Linked DNA regions of Homo sapiens: region 1 is linked to region 2. The links are chromatin loops, found by intact Hi-C in ENCODE. Cell type or tissue: dorsolateral prefrontal cortex. All regions are shown on one strand.

Region 1 (8,000 bases), 860 kb before region 2:
GGAGAGCCCACAGTTGAGGAATATGCAAGGCAGAAGGAGGGGAGAGAGGAAACAGAGAAGGGAGAGAGGAAACAATGAGTTAAAATTCAGATGCCAAAGGCCCCCAGCAGATGACACAGGACAGCGATGCAGGGGTCAGAGAGGGAGTGGTGAGGACTGCAGGGAAATGGAGAACACAAGCCCCACCAACTCAGCCCAACGTCCCTTTATCAAGAGAGACTGTGGGCTTGGGGTTGCTAGATCTTCTGATTTTTCTCAAAATCAGTTTGAAATCCAAACTTTTATGTGAATTTTTCCAGTTTCTAAATATTAGCAAAACATTGTTCATCATAAAAAAAAAAAAAACAACTGCAGGGCAGTGTTGACCCAAGGGCCACCAGTGTGTAACTCTGTGGTAAGCCAAGAAAGGGTGAAGGAAGGGGCAGACACCTGTCAGATGGGAATGGACTGATTTGATTTCCGCAAAGCAGAAGGGTGGCTAAAGAACAAGAATAAAGAGAGAGAGTTGGAAAAAGGAAGGAAGGAGGGAAGGAAGGAAGGAAGGAAGGAAGGAAGGAAGGAAGGAAGGAAGGAAGGAAGGAAGGAAGGAAAGAAGGAAGGAAGGAAGGAAGGAAGGAAAGAAATCCAAGCAGGACAAAAGATAATCAGAGTGCTGCGGTGGTGGCTGGGACATGGGTGTTGGAGCCTGGCAATGCTAGTTTGAATGCCAGCTTTTGCTGGGCATGCTACTTGACCTCTGTGGGCTTCCACTTTCTGGTCTGAGAGCAGGGGAATGATGCTTTCTTTGCATGGTTGGTGAGATGATTAGATGAGATATGCTATATGGGCATGGCTGGCACACACTCAATGCTTCGTAGATGTTGGGCTATGTTTCATTTTTTCCTTTGGTAGATGGGACAGTTGGGTCCCAAGAGGACCAAATTCTTACACTCTGGGAAGCCATTTAGCAGACCTCAAACATTTTGAGGGATTACAAATCTTTTTAAAAACTCTATGAAATACGTGGACTTTCTCCTCAGAAATATAGACATAGCAAAACACATACACAGGCACATACACATACACATAGAGTTTACATACCATTTCAGAAGATCACAGGTCCTCTGAAACCCAGCCATGAACTCCAGGTCAGGATCGCTGGCTTACAGTAATTCTGCTCCAGTACACTGGAAAAGAGTAAGCACATGGCAACTGGTCTCTCGTGTTCATGACAACAGATCCTGACCCAGATTATGGGATTAAAATCTGGGGCATGTGTGAGCATATGTGTTACATGTGCCTTGCTAGTGCAGGCTGACTTGTCCTGGCCCCAGCATCCTAGGAAGGAAACTGCGCATACCTCCTGCTTAAACGATCCACATCTGATCCACATCTGATTGATTCTGGTTTCCAGGAAGCCAGAAGACCATAGGCTGCAGAGATGGAATTGAGTGGGAGGCAAACTGCATTTGCCACTAAGTGATAGCGATCTGAGGAATGCTTCCCTACGTGACTTGTGAGTGACGGAGACAAGAGGGGTTACTGGGCCCAAGGGTGGGCACGCTGTGATATTTGGAATATCATTCAGGGAGAAACCAGGAAACTGAGGCAGTAATGGAGACTAGGTTTCCCTGAGGAGGAGACCACCTCTCCCTGAAGGCCATGCCCTCTATGTACTAACAAAACACTACCATGTAACAGTTGACAAAGCAGGACCACGACATCCACTCGCCTTGCCCAGAGAATGCTTTAACCTTTGTGAAGTAATTTTCTGAGACTTCAGATATCCCACCTAAGCACATTCCTTATCTCACAGAAATTGCTATACTTGATACAGAAATGGCTTTAACATGTAATTGCTTTTTCTTCTGTATTTACCTATAACTCAAGACTAAGGCTTTCTATTTTCTACACGTTCCATATATACATATGAAAAGTCTATGATTGTATAGTTCTTAGATGTTGTCAGTTGAAGAGAAGCAAGGCCAAAAATCACAAGGAGGAAAGATACTGTGAAAATGGAAGTGGGGGTGGATCTAAGGAGATCCCAGGCTGATGGAAGAAGCACTGGCCTCCTCTGCTGGATGTTTGGGAGAGGTGGAGAGGGGACATCTCCCAGAACCTCCAGAGCCCTTCAATACCCGCCAGGGCTGATGTGGGGAAGTGTGTTTCTCCTTAACTACCTAAGGATGAAAGAAGGCAGCACTTGAGACCTGTGGGAAATGAGGGCAATCTTTTGGGAAATTTCAGTCCTGGAGGGATTTCTAGGTTTTCAGTTCAGGGGTTATCATTTTTAGAGGTGTTAACTTTAGAAAATTGAAATCAATGGCCCTGTTTCTTATTCGTTGTCAAAAACTAAAATTTCATGTGAGATATTTTTCCAGTTTGACAATCTATTGCTCCCTTTACCACTGTAAAGAAACAGGAGGAAAAGTAATATGTAAGCAGGGGTTCCATATTCTTCTAAAGTAGATAAGGTTTGGACTGTGTCCCTGGCCTCTTTATGGGAAATCTGTGTTTTGTGGATCTCGCGGCCTCACCTGCATTCAGGATCTGCCTTGTGTGTATGAGGAGCACCAAAGGAAGTGGCGACCTACAAAACGCAGCCTGCAGGGAGGAAGTAGAAGTGGAGGATTTAAACAGGAGCTGAGTTAGACGAATCTTCAATTTGACCAAACTTCTTAATTGGGCTCAAAAAACTAGAAATTGTCAGAGAGAGGGATGAGGAGGATTCAAGGTCTAGAAAAGTATGTTCCTTTACAAAAATAAAAATGTATTTTTGCTGCTCTGCATTTTATGGACTGCCATGACTATGAAACAGCACAAGTCCAGGCACGGTGGGTCACACCTATAATCCTAGCACTTGGGAGGCCAAGGTGGGTGGTTTGTCTGAGCCTAGGAGTTTGAGACCAACCTGGATAACATGGCAAAAACCTGCCTTTACAAAAAATACAAAAAAATTAGCTGTACATGGTGGCATGCACCTGTAGCCCCAGCTGCTCTGGAGGCTGAGGTGGGAGGATCGCTTGTGCCCGGGGCGATTGAGGCTGCAGTGAGCTGAGATCACACCCCTGCACTCCAGCCTGGATGACAGAGTGAGATCCCTTCTTAAAAAAAAAAAAGAAAGAAAAGAGAAAGAGAAAGAAAAAGAAAAAGGAAAAGAAAGAAAGAAGGAAAGAAAGTAAAGAAAAAGAAGAGGAAAAATAGCACAGCAGCCACACACACTTTAGTGTAAAAAAAGAGGCAAATAATAAAGGAAAATAATACTTCTTTTGTTCTATACGTGTTATTATGCCCATTTGCACATTTTCCAGATAAGGAAACTAACAAATTACCCAAAGTCACACAGAAGTGAACAAAGAACAATTGAAAAGTAATGTATGCCATTTGCCTACAAAAAAAGGGAGGACAGAAATATTAAAGATTAATTCTTCTGGCTTGACAATTTTACTCAGGGATAAATTCCTACTTAAAAGAGTACAAGTTTCTCTTCACAAAGTTAATACGTGATTTCTCACTTGCTCTCGGGACTTCTTTTCACATCTCCCACAAGGTGGCAGCATTTCTCCAATGATATAACCATCATCAACTAGGGCTACAGGGATTGCACAATAGAGCCAGGAGTAGAAATCAGGAGAATAATTAATATAGAACTTATAAATACAGAAAAGGTTACAAAATTGTGATAGTACCCTAATTAAATAAAGGCTTTTAAACCCAGTAATTACTTTGAAGGTTAGTATCTTCCAGCCTCCCTGCCGCTTAGAAAAATATTCATATTAAATTCTTTTAGCGCTATCCTTGTTTCCACCACTTGATGGCAATAAAGACCCCTTAAATACTGAATGTTCATTTTTCTTTTTGGAAAGTTGGAAGGTCTGTTTGAAAAATTCAGCAGTCTACTCCTTTATCCATACTTTCCAGTTTCATCCTGTTCAAGATGCTGAGTGTTCTTCTGGAAGTAGAATGCCCCAACCATTCCCTGGGTCGATCGCCTTTGCAGGAATTCACGGAATGATACTTTCTCCTTGATTTTTCTAATAAATTTAGTAATTTTCTACCGCCAATCCCCACCCGTCCACAATAAACTAAAACTTCTCGGATTTTTTTCTTAAAATAGCTCCGAACTACCAACTCATTGCTGTTTGGCCCTATCCCATCCACACAGGTAACTCCTATGACCTGTATCTATAGTCCACCGCAGGTTTTGAGACACTGACACTTTGTAAAATACAGCTCCAGCTGGGCGCGCTGGCTCATGCCTGTAATCCCAGCACTTCAGGAGGCCGAGGCGGGCAGATCACCTAAGGTCAGGAGTTCAAGACCTGACCTACATGGCGAAACCCGGTATCTACTAAAAATACAAAAATTAGCCGGGCATGGTGGTGGACACCTGTAATCCCAACTACCTGAGAGGCTGAGGCAGGAGAATCGCTTGAACCCGGGAGGCAGAGGTTACAGTGAGCTGAGATCACGCCATTTCTCTCCAGCCTGGGCGACAGAGCAAGACTCTGTCTCAAAAATAAATAAATAAATAAATAAATAAATAAATAATAAATAAATAAAATACAACTCCAAACTGATTGTCTCTAGTGGAGCAAGCAGCACCGAAATGATTCCTTGAAGATGAGACTCTGTCCTGGCATTCTGTGTGACACCGGCTTTTAGACTGCAGCTAAGAACCTAGCACAATGCCATCACTCAATATGAGTTTATTGAATAAATGCGTGATTGGGAAATTATTATTTAATCCTTAGTGTCAGTGATGTCGATGGTAAATTTCCTGAGAAAAGGGACACTTTCAGTACCACTGTTTAGAAATGGGCTTACCACTGCCCCATTGATCTCGGAAGATGATGATAGGAGGGGTGAGTCAGTATCACATAGGAGAAAGGGAGAATTTGTAAGTGATGGGGAGTCAATGACACAACTCTTGGTGTGCTTTCAGAGTAGTGGTGATAGACTGCACTGACCCATGCTTACTCTCTAGGCTGGTATGCCTCCTCCAGGATCAACAGTAGCCTTGAATGCCATGTCAAGGCTGCTGTGGATTTTTTTTTCCTTATACATCAAGATGCTATCTATTGCTTTGGCCTTTTTAGCAATAATTTTTTGGCTTTTGTTGGAAAGTAACAATAAAGATGATTCAGGAAGGCCACTCAGGCAATGAAGGAAAGGAAAGGATAGAGGCTGGGGCCCATGAGGTGTGAATGGGGAAAGCTGAAGAGCTGGTTCCTTTGTAGCTCCTTAAGTACTTAAAGTTTACTGAAGAAAGGGATGGAGGATGGATGGATGGATGGATGGATGGATGGATGGATGGATGGATGGATGCGAGTTGTCCTAAGAAATGAAGTAGTCTTCATTAAATCATTTCGATTTCTACTTATTTGGGGGAATTTTCTGTGATGGTAATTCAGGATGCTCTATTTATTTTGTCTACTGTGTTACTGTACAGATTGTATCTTTGTGCCGAGTGAAGCAATTTGACTTCTTGGCATTCACATCATACACGCTTGGTGTTTGTAGACAGTTATCATATCATTAGTCATTGCCTAGTTAATTCTGCTTTCATGTTTCTACATAAATGAATCCCTCCCACTCCCTCAGTAATGTCTGTCCTTACTCTCTGATCTTCTTCCAGTATTTCTATCTCCTTCAGGCCCCTGAGCATCTCACTGACAACCTATTGTTTCAGGTAAAATACCAGAGTTATCCAGAAGAAAAAAAAATGTGCTGTGTGGATTCAGGGAAGAGTTAACACTTTTCGTATAGTTCCAAAGTCAAAATCAGAAACAAAGAAACTTCATAACTGGCTCCCATATTTGTATAAGATGTCCAAACTGTTTTTTTAGTACTTGACTATTTGCTAGTTACACCCATAACAGAAATTTTGAAAGTATGCCTCTACAATATATTATAGTACATTTAATGCCTTTCTCCCCCATAATACTGAACAGGGACCATAACTTTTTGTAAAAGGACTTGCAGAAAGATCCAAGGAGAGGGGAGGAAATGGGATGGCGATCACAGGAAGAGGCCTTAAGCTTGGACAGGAAGAGACTGCCCTCTGAGAGCCCTGGGAAATAGCCACGGTGGGGGCGGACAGAGATAAGGTGGAAAGAAGGGCGGGGAGTAGATGGAGGCAGACGGAAGATGAGTTGATTTACCATTGTTGACATCAATTTTCTTCATGAATAAGGAAGCGAGATTGTTGGCTGAGAGTGAGTAGCAATGAGGTTGGGAAGAGTTGAAGAAAGTGAACGCTGGAACAGCCATGGGCAGAGGGAAGAATTTAGGACCTAACTGAAACTGGAATCCCTCCCTTTGGAGTGGATTTAATCTGAAATTCCAGTGGGTTTTTTTTTCCAGCATGCCAACTATATTATCAATACGTATTCATTTTGTTAAATATTCTCGGTCCTCCTCTCTTCTCCATCCTACTACTCTCTTGCTACAGGTTTCATTTTTTGTTTGCTCCTGATTTATTATTACCTCCAGTCTCACCTTGCCAGTCCTTCTTCCTCTAGCTGCTGGAGTGACAATTTTCACAACCAAATATTACAGCCAATGCCGTCATCCACCAGTTAAACCCAGCTGAGCACAGACACATGAACAAGCCTAGTATAGACCAGGAGATGAGGCTGGAGAGCGAGCAAGTTAGAGCTTACAGGGCCTTGGATTTCACTGGGAGTGAGAAGAATTGACCAGCTGAGTTCATCCCAAAGTACTAACTCACAGGTACATGAGCTAAACTATTAAGTTTTGAGGCTGGGACTAAGTTGAGGGAGGTGAAGCACCTAGGGTGCAAAATTCAAGGAGGCCTCATTTGCACTTCCATGACATAAGAGTAAGTGTCTCTTTAAACTGCATGCCCCTGTTGTTACACTCACCTCACTGGCCTCACCCTACTCACTTACCACTTGCATGGCCCTGTGAAGTTGGTTCCACAGCCATGGATGACTGATACAAGGATTTTCTTGACCTGGCTCCAGAAAAGCTTATTCTGGTCAATCATGGCACATGGACTATGGCCACTACTTCCTTTCTCCCTTTAATCTCCCCGTTATACCCAATAACATATTAATCTATATTCCCAGTGACAGCTGATGGCCAAGGAGGCCCACAGTTTTTCAGCAAATTAAGAAATGTGCTGATACAAAATATTCTGCTCCTACTAGGTCAGTGATGGTTTGCTAGGTCAACCTCAGATTTTGAATCAGAAAAGGTGAGAAAAAAATCTTCAGAGAACTAAAATAACCCATTGGTCCTCCACTGAGATACCTACAGCACCTAGACCCTGAATCACCATCCAGAAAAGCCTCCATGAAGCATCGATGTACTGTAGATTTTTCCATAAGATTTCTATGGGATTCCTGTCTCTCTTGAGACAGCCTACTGAAGGAGTTTTTCCTGGGTACCACAAAAGTCGACCACTTTAGGTCTTTAGCCTTTTTCTTCCTATTCACCCTATTATTCCAGTAAAATTGCACTTATCCCTCTAAGCACACATCATATTCCACGCCCTTGCTTGACTGATTCTTTTGCTGAAGACTTCTCTTTCTTTCTCCTCTTTCTTTCTTTCTCTTCTTTCTTTCTTCTTTCTCTCCTTCCTTCCTTCCTTGTTCTTTCCTTCCTTCCTTTTCTTTTCTTCTTTCTTTTCTCTTTTCTTTTCTTTTTCTTTCAAGACAGGGTTTCGCTTTCCACCCAGGCTGGAGACCAGTGGTGTAATCATAGCTCACTACCTCCTGGGCTCAGGAGATACCCCCACCTCAGCTTCCCGAGTAGCAGGGACCACAGTTGCATGCCACTACACCTGCCTAATTTTTGTATTTTTTTTTAAGAAACAGAGTCTTGCCATGTTGCCCAGGCTAATCTTCAGCTCCTGGCTCAAGCAATCATCCCACCTTAGCCTCTCAAAGTGCTGAGATTAGAGGCATGCACCACCGCACCCAGCCAAGACCCTCTTTTTCATGTCCCCAGTAAAGGACACTGATGGTGCTTTTACCAGATCTCTTTAAGCA
Region 2 (8,000 bases):
TTGGGAGGCCAAGGGGGGCAGATCACCTGAGGTCAGGAGTTCAAGACCAGCCTGGCCAACATGGTGAAACCCCATCTCTACAAAAATACAAAAACTAGCTGGGCATAATGGCGGGTGCCTGTGATCCCAGCTACTCAGGAGGCTGAGGCAGAAGAATCGCTTGAACCCGGGAGATGGAGGTTGCAGTGAGCCAAGATCGCGCCATTGCACTCCAGCCTGGGCAACAGAGTGAGACTATATTTCAAAAAAAAAACACATTAAAAATAAAAAAATATAATAATATAATGTTACAACTCTTACAATCAGATCCCTCCCTCCTCATCTACAGGAATTGTTGTTGTTTGTTTTAGTGACTATTCAGAACTAATTCTGTAAAGTCTGTATTCATTGCCATGTTCCTGTCTCTACTTGGTTAACTTTTGACAAGCTAATGATTAAACAGAGATTTCCTTACATCTGGAACCAATACATCTCCCAGAGTTTTCTGAGTGACTTTGTATGGGTACTAGTGCACACCTTTAAAACTAGAAAATCTTACAACTCCACCTTAGCCTTCACTTCCTGCTTGTACAGAATCTCAAGATAAACCAGAGTTGAGAGCTTAGCTTAGAGTCTTCTCAATTCTTTTCTAAGCGTGCTTACAGCCCTTTCATGTAAATGACCTTCCAGATACCAGGAATATATTAAAGCTTTGCAAAGCCCCTATGCATATTTCATTCTCCAGTTAGTCCTTTTAAGCTTTTTGTTAGTCTATTTTGCCCCAGTTATTGTCCATCACCTCAGGCAACTTTGTAGGCAAAGTTAAAACACTTGCCTACAATTGTCTTTTACAATGCCCCCTAGGACAGAAAGGGACTTAACACTGAGTGAGTTCTCAGTCAGCCTTATAGGTGGGGTCTTCTAGGGAACCATCAGACAAGTTGGATGACAATTCTTAGAGCACAAGGCTTGGAAAGAGTTATAGACCCACTCTGGTGGCTGCCCCCAAAAATATGGGTTGTTACTTTTTAAGGCTATTGCATAGCTGGAAAGTAGAAGGTGGGACTAGGGTTAGTTCAACCACTGTGGAAGACAGTGTGGCAATTCCTCAAGGATCTAGAACTGGAAATACCATTTGACCCAGCAATCCCATTACTGGGTATATACCCAAAGGATTATAAATCATGCTGCTATAAAGACACATGCACATGTATGTTTATTGTGGCATTATTCACAATAGCAAAGACTTGGAACCAACCCAAATGGATTAAGAAAATGTGGCACATAAACACCACGGAATACTATGCAGCCATAAAAAATGATGAGTTCATGTCCTTTGTAGGGACAGGGATGAAGTTGGAAACCATCATTCTGAGCAAACTATTGCAAGGACAGAAAAACAAACACCGCATGTTCTCACTCATAGGTGGGAATTGAACAATGAGAACACTTGGACACAGGGTAGGGAACATCACACACCAGAGCCTGTTGTGGGGTGGAGGAAGTGGGGAGGGATAGCATTAGGAGATATACCTAATGTAAATGATGAGTTAATGGGTGCAGCACACCAACATAGCACATGTATACATATGTAACAAACCTGCACGTTGTGCACATGTGCCCTAGAACTTAAAGTATAATAAAAAAAAATGCCACAGACTTCACTGTTCTTACTGAGATGCAGCCATTTTTCTTAAATAAATGTTCCCTGGTTTGCTACAAGCTGTTAGTTAATTTCTGGAGTTCTGAAAATGTTAATTCTGAATAATTTTGCCAGTTTTTTCATTTCTCTTATGGAAGGGAAAATTTTGAGAGGTCCTTACTCAGCCATTTTTGCTGACATTCTCCCACAATGTTTTTTAAGACAAAAATAATCCAAATCGTGGCTAAGTACAAAAGCACTAGTAGCTAGATATCAGCATCATGGAAATGGAGGGCTACAGGTTGCGAAATAATGAAGACATAACAAAGAGCCCATGTCTTCTGTGAAATTGCCCCATAAGGCCCATTCAGAATATCCATGAATTTCCAATACCTCTTCATCCTCTTTTAATTAAACCTACTATTCCTTAAAAACCAGCACCCCAAGATAAATGAGAATAAGCTAATTCAGTCTTATTGATTCCCTGTTTTGTTTAATTACTAGAGTTCTGATTTGTTTAATTGCTAGAGATTGCTTTCTACTATTTTTACTGCAAATGTGCCTTGACTTAGCTACAATATTGCTGCAGAGAAATGTGCTCTACATTCCAAACAATCAACTTTACAAACTTTTGAAACCAAATAAATTTGATAACAAAGAATCAGCTGTATGCAATTAATGACAGAAGCCAATAATGTAAAAATTAGGTGATGTAGGCTTGTAGATTACCAGAGACCTCAGATGGAAGTAAGACTTAAGCTAGATGTTGAAAGATGGAGAAAGAATTAGGAGAACATGGGAAAGATTGTATAACCACAAGCTTCCAGTCTGTCACTGGCATAATATAATCTCAGGTAAGTGAGTAAACTAAATTGGCTATGGTAGTGATTAACATGGGGAGGAGAAGAAGGTTAAAGTAAGGAAAACACTGGAGTTGGAGAATGCAATAGAAAACCTTAAACAACATGTAGAGAATTTGGGTTTTGTTTGTTTGTTTGTTTGTTTGTTTGTTTTTGAGATAGGGTCTCATTATGTTGCCCAGGCTGATCTTGAACTCCTGGGCTCAAGTGATCCTCCCACCTCAGCCTCCCAAAGTGCTGGGATTATAGGCATGAGCCACCATGCCCAGCCATGTAGAGAATTTTTGACTCAACTTGTAGAACAATGGTTTACAATTGCTTTCTCTCCTCCAATACACCTGAGAGATGCAATCATTTCCAGTAATAGCAGTGGCTCACTATTCAAAAGGTCCTCAACTATGAGGAAGAGATAGTAAGAATGTTATTGAAATAACTGAGAGGAAGAGATTTCAAAAAGCCCCACTCAGGATTCTGATATGCCTCCCTTCACCATCCTACCCCTCCACACCTCCCTGGGAATGAAAAGCCACGGGAGACCTTAGAAGACAGTGCCCTTTTGAAAGTGTTACGACTGTATTTCATGGTTTAATGACCTAATTTCCTAAACATTAGGCAAATCTGTTTCAACACTTTCCAAAATGTAATTCATAGTATACTCATCTCGTAAGATACCATCTATTAAAAATTAAGCCAGACATGACGACATGCACCTATAGTCCAAACTACTCAAAAAACTAAGGTGGGAGAATTGCTTGAGCACTGGAGTTCAGGTGTGGGCAAGATAGTGAGACCTTGTCTCTAAAATAAAATAAAATAAAATAAATTCAGTCCACATAAGCTGGGAAAGCCCACATAGCATAGCCCCTTCTATCAGAATTTCACCAACTATATTAACATGCCTAATGAAGGACCTAAGGACTCCCACAGTAAAGAAAACTGTTTAATTTTTTCAATCCACACACACATTTGATGACAAATCTTATTCTTACAGAATACCTATTAACACTCTAGTATTGCACAGGAAAAGCTGAGAAACTCCAGTCTACATTGGCTTCTTTGTGACCGGGGACATGTCACATGTGGTTCTGTGCTTGCCTCAGATCTGCTTATGCAAGACAATATAACAGGAAGTGGTATTCCTTCCTCTCTCCAGAAACCCCACTCCCTACAGCACTCCCCTGGCCAGGCTTCATTTGCCTCTTTAAATCCTAGTGCAGAGATGAGCTAAGCCCAGTCCTCTCTCCCATCCTTCAGGTCCCCACTTGGCTTTATTCAGTACAGATGTGTGATCAAGGCTCCTGGGTTCCTCAGTGTTTTTCTGGGAATCTCACCAATACTTACCCGCTGCATCTGAGCTAAGTAACTGAGCTGGCCCAAAAAGAAACCAGCGTGGAGAACATGATGGCACTTGTGGGTCTTCTTGTGTAATTAACTAAAGGACAGGAATGGGCTGTGGAAAGCTGCAGTGCAGGGGACAAAAGATAAGAACAAGCCTGTCTGAGCCTGAATGAGTTACAAAAGAGAGCAAGGCAGACAAGAATGAAGATGAGAAATGACCTTCTTCCCAGCTCTCATTTCCTTCCTCTGTAAAATCCCTGAGTGTCCTCTTCAATTCTTCCCTAGCACAACTGTAGGCTGCTTTCTCCCTCAACGCTGTGCTCTGTGCTCCCTCTGCTGGCTCTCACATGCCAGCTACATTTAAAACAACCACAGGATAGTACAATGCCCACATTTGGGTGGCCTTCAGCAATGTTTCCCACTTGTACATGCTGTCTTAAATTTGGCTATACTTCTTAGCAAAAAATGAAAATTCAACCTCTTTTGTATTATAAAAAAAAAGTGGAGACAGGAAGGGAATGATTAAATAAATTATTGTACTTCATACTATGAAATGCAGCCACTTAATTTGTGTCCACAACTGTGTGAGGTACTGAGGATAAAAAGATTTGGTAATACATGGTCCCCGCTCTCAGGAAATTTACAAGCTAGTGAGGGGAGACTGACATATAACACACTTTTCAAAACGAAGAATTTTAGAAAATTCCTATAACATATGCCTTAAATGATGACTCAAACATGTCCTCTAAACGTATAAAGAGGTACCTCACACAGTCCAGGCTGGACTTTCTTAAATATTCATCTTGGGCTCGGTGCAGTGGCTCACGCCTATAATCCCAGCACTCGAGGCTGAGGCAGTTCGAGCTTGAGCTGAGGAGTTCGAGACCAGTCTGGGCAACATGGTGAAACCCCGTCTCTACAAAAAAAAAAAATACCCCAAAAATTGGCCAGGCATGGTGGCACATGCCTGTAGTCCCAGCTACTCAGGAGGCTGAGGCAGGAGAATCGCTTGAACCAGGGAGGCAGAGGTTGCAGTGAGCTGAGATCGCACCACTGCACTCCAGCCTGGGTGACAGACACCTCATCGAAAGAAAGAGAGACACAGAGAGAGAGAGAACTAATGGCTTTGTGTGAATGTTTTCACCATGATTTAGGCAAAGAACAGAAGCCCATCATGTTGAGTTTCACAATTGGTAGCTGGTGCAGAAGGTTCAGGTAGCAAATGACTGTTTTTGGATTTGGGATATATGGTATTTCTGAAGGTCAAAGGAAATATTTGATACAACCACTCTGTAATCACAGGTTTGTAGTGTTCCTGACCAGCCCATCTCACACGCACCCTTCCCCACACACACACCCAACACTTCAAATAACTCTTTTTATAGATTTTTTATTATTTATATTAATATACCTTCCATAAAGTTTTGTAAATATAGACCCAGGTGTGGGTCGGGTGCCGTGGCTCATGCTTGTAATCCCAGCCCTCTGGGAGGCTGAGGCAGGAGGACTGCTTGAGCCCAGGAGTTCAAGGCCAGCCTGGGCAACAGGATGAAATCCTATCTCTACAAAAAGAATACAAAAATTAGCCAGACATGATGGTGCACGCCTGTAATCCCAGCACTTTGGGAGGCCGAGGCGGGCGCATTACTTGAGGTCAGGAGTTTGAGACAAGCCTGACCAACATGGCGAAACCCCGTCTCTACTAAAAATACAAAGAATTATCCTGGTGGGATGGTGCATGCCTGTAATCCCAGCTACTTGGGAGACTGAGGTGAGAGGATCGCTTGAGCCCAAGAGGAGAAGTTGCAGTGAGCCGAGATCGTGCCACTGCACTCCAGCCTGGGCGATAGAGTGAGACTTGGTCTCAAAAAAAAAAAAAAAAGAAAAGGAAGAAATTAAAAAAAAAATGTAATGTGCATCTTAATGGATAGATTTGGTTACATGAAAATATGAAACCATCATGATCATAACTGCCATCTGTTACGGCTACCCCCATTATGGACACCTACTAAGGGCCAGTCACTATATGCTTTATGCTTTATATGCCTTAGCTCATTTTATGAATTAGGCACAGAGATGAGCCTAAGGAACAAAGTGTAGTTCAGAGATGCAAAGTAAGGATTCAAATCCAGGTATGCTTGATGCCAAAGTCCCTTCAGTGTCTTCTTACTACGCTACCTTGAATCATTATCCAGTTTCCACAAATACTGTTACCTGAGGTTTCCTCCACTGGTTGCTAAGCATAGTGGAAAAGACTAATATGACAGTCAGCAATAGTATCCTATGTCATGTTCATGCTGAGCAAAGCTCTTTGAGCTCTATGGGAAGCCGCTGGCCTTAAGGAAATTAAAATATAATGGAGCACGGACTATATGCAAATAATTAAATATAGCTAATAGATTTTCTACATGCCAAAATTAGCCAGTTTGAAAACCTTATGGAGAACAAATTCCATTAACAAGAACAGCCAAAATATCCCAGAATAAATGTAACAAAAATTTGTCAAGCCTTTATGAAAAAGATCATAGGAAGTCAGTAGAATAAACAGAAAGACAACTCATGTTTCTAGATGGGAAGACTCAATGACTGAATATTGTAAATATATTAATTATCTCCAAATTGTTAAATGTAAAGTCATTTAAGCTACAATTACCGAATCATTGTGATATTAGCACAGAAATGAGCACAGAAATCAACCCTAAAGTCCAATGAACAATATATATATATAGAACAATATACAATATATATAAAGTCATATATATATATAAAGTCATATATATATATGGGACTTTAACCTACGGTAAAAGTGGCATTTCAAATTACTGTGGAAGCCAGATGCAGTGGTTCATGCCTATAATTTCAGCTAGTTGGGAGGCTGAGATGGAAGGATGGAGCCAGGAGTTCGAGGCTGTAGTGAGTGATGATAACCCCACTGCACTGCAGCCTGGGTGATAAGAGTGAGACCCCATCCCTCAAAAAAAAAAAATGAGTGGGGAAAGGATATTCAGTAAGTCTTATAAAATAGTTGGCAGTAGGATTCTGTGGCAAGATGGCCAAATAGGAACAGCTCCGGTCTGCAGCTCCCAGTGAGATCAACACAGAAGGCAGGTGATTTCTGCATTTCCAACTGAGGTACCTGGTTCATCTCATTGGGACTGGTTGGACAGTGGGTGCAGCCCACAGAGGGTGAGCCAAAGCACAGTGGGGCATCGCCTCACCCGGGAAGTGCAAGGGATCGGGGAATTTTCTCCCCCACCTAAAGGAAGCCGTGAGGGACTGAGCCTGAGGAACGCCGGCACAGATACTATGCTTGTCCCACTGTTTTCACAACCTGCAAACCAGGAGATTCCCTCCGGTGCCCACCCCACGAGGGCCCTGGGTTTCAAGCACAAAACTGGGTGGCCATTTGGGCAGACACCGAACTAGCTACAGGAGTTCTTTTTTTCCATACCCCAGTGTTACCTGGAATGCTAGAAAGACAGAACCGCTGACTCCACTGGAAAGGGGTGCTGAAGCCAGGGAGCCAAGTGATCTGGCTAAACAGGCCCCACTCCCACGGAGCCCAGCAAACTAAGATCCACGGGCTTGAAATTCTCGCCGCTAGCACAGCAGCAGTCTGAGATCAACCTGGGATGTTCCAGCTTGGTGAGGGGAGGGGTGCCTGCCATTGCTGAGGCTTGAGTAGGTGGTTTTACACTCACAGTGTAAACAAAGCTGCTGGGAAGTTCAAACTGGGTGGAGCCCACAGCAGCTCAGCAAGGCTGCTGTGGCCAGACTGCCAGATTTCCCTTCTCTGAGCAGGGCATCTCTGAAAAAAAGGCAGCAGACCCAGTCAGGGACTTATAGATAAAACCCCCATCTCCCTGGGGACAGAGCACCTGGGGAAAGGGGCAGCTGTGGGCAAAGCTTCAGCAGACTTAAACGTCCCTGCCTGATGGCTCTGAAGAGAGCAGCGGACCTCTCAGCAGAGCGTTCAAGCTCTGCTAAGGGTCAGACTGCCTCCTCAAGTACGTCCCTGACCCCCATGTATCCTGACTGGGGGACACCTCCCAGTAGGGGCCGACAGACACCTCACACAGGAGAGCACTGGCTGGCATCTGACAGGTGCCCCTCTGGAACAAAGCTTCCAGAGGAAAGATCATGCGGCAAAATTTGCTGTTCTGCAGCCTCCGCTGTTGATA

What was found. Peaks named below come from ENCODE experiments on the same cell type or tissue, not always from the same donor. Only the 100,000 strongest peaks of a DNase experiment are listed, where the experiment ranks them.
Region 1: a loop joins it to region 2, with 14 times the contacts of the local background. A loop is called at or near these places in 92 of 110 quality-filtered maps.

What each region holds. Positions count from the first base shown.
Region 1 is chr4:81,402,438-81,410,437 of GRCh38, forward strand. No RefSeq gene overlaps it. Among named protein-coding and RNA genes, the nearest start is that of RASGEF1B, 65 kb to the right of the region's middle. In dorsolateral prefrontal cortex, CTCF peaks have their summits at 3,621 and 3,877; DNase peaks (open chromatin) are centred at 3,538 and 4,244; H3K4me3 peaks cover 779 bases.
Region 2 is chr4:82,264,619-82,272,618 of GRCh38, forward strand. All of the region lies in intron 1 of LOC105377308 (a long non-coding RNA gene), which reads right to left. Among named protein-coding and RNA genes, the nearest start is that of HNRNPD, 110 kb to the right of the region's middle. In dorsolateral prefrontal cortex, CTCF peaks have their summits at 4,150 (motif pointing left) and 4,352; a DNase peak (open chromatin) is centred at 4,163; H3K27ac peaks cover 796 bases.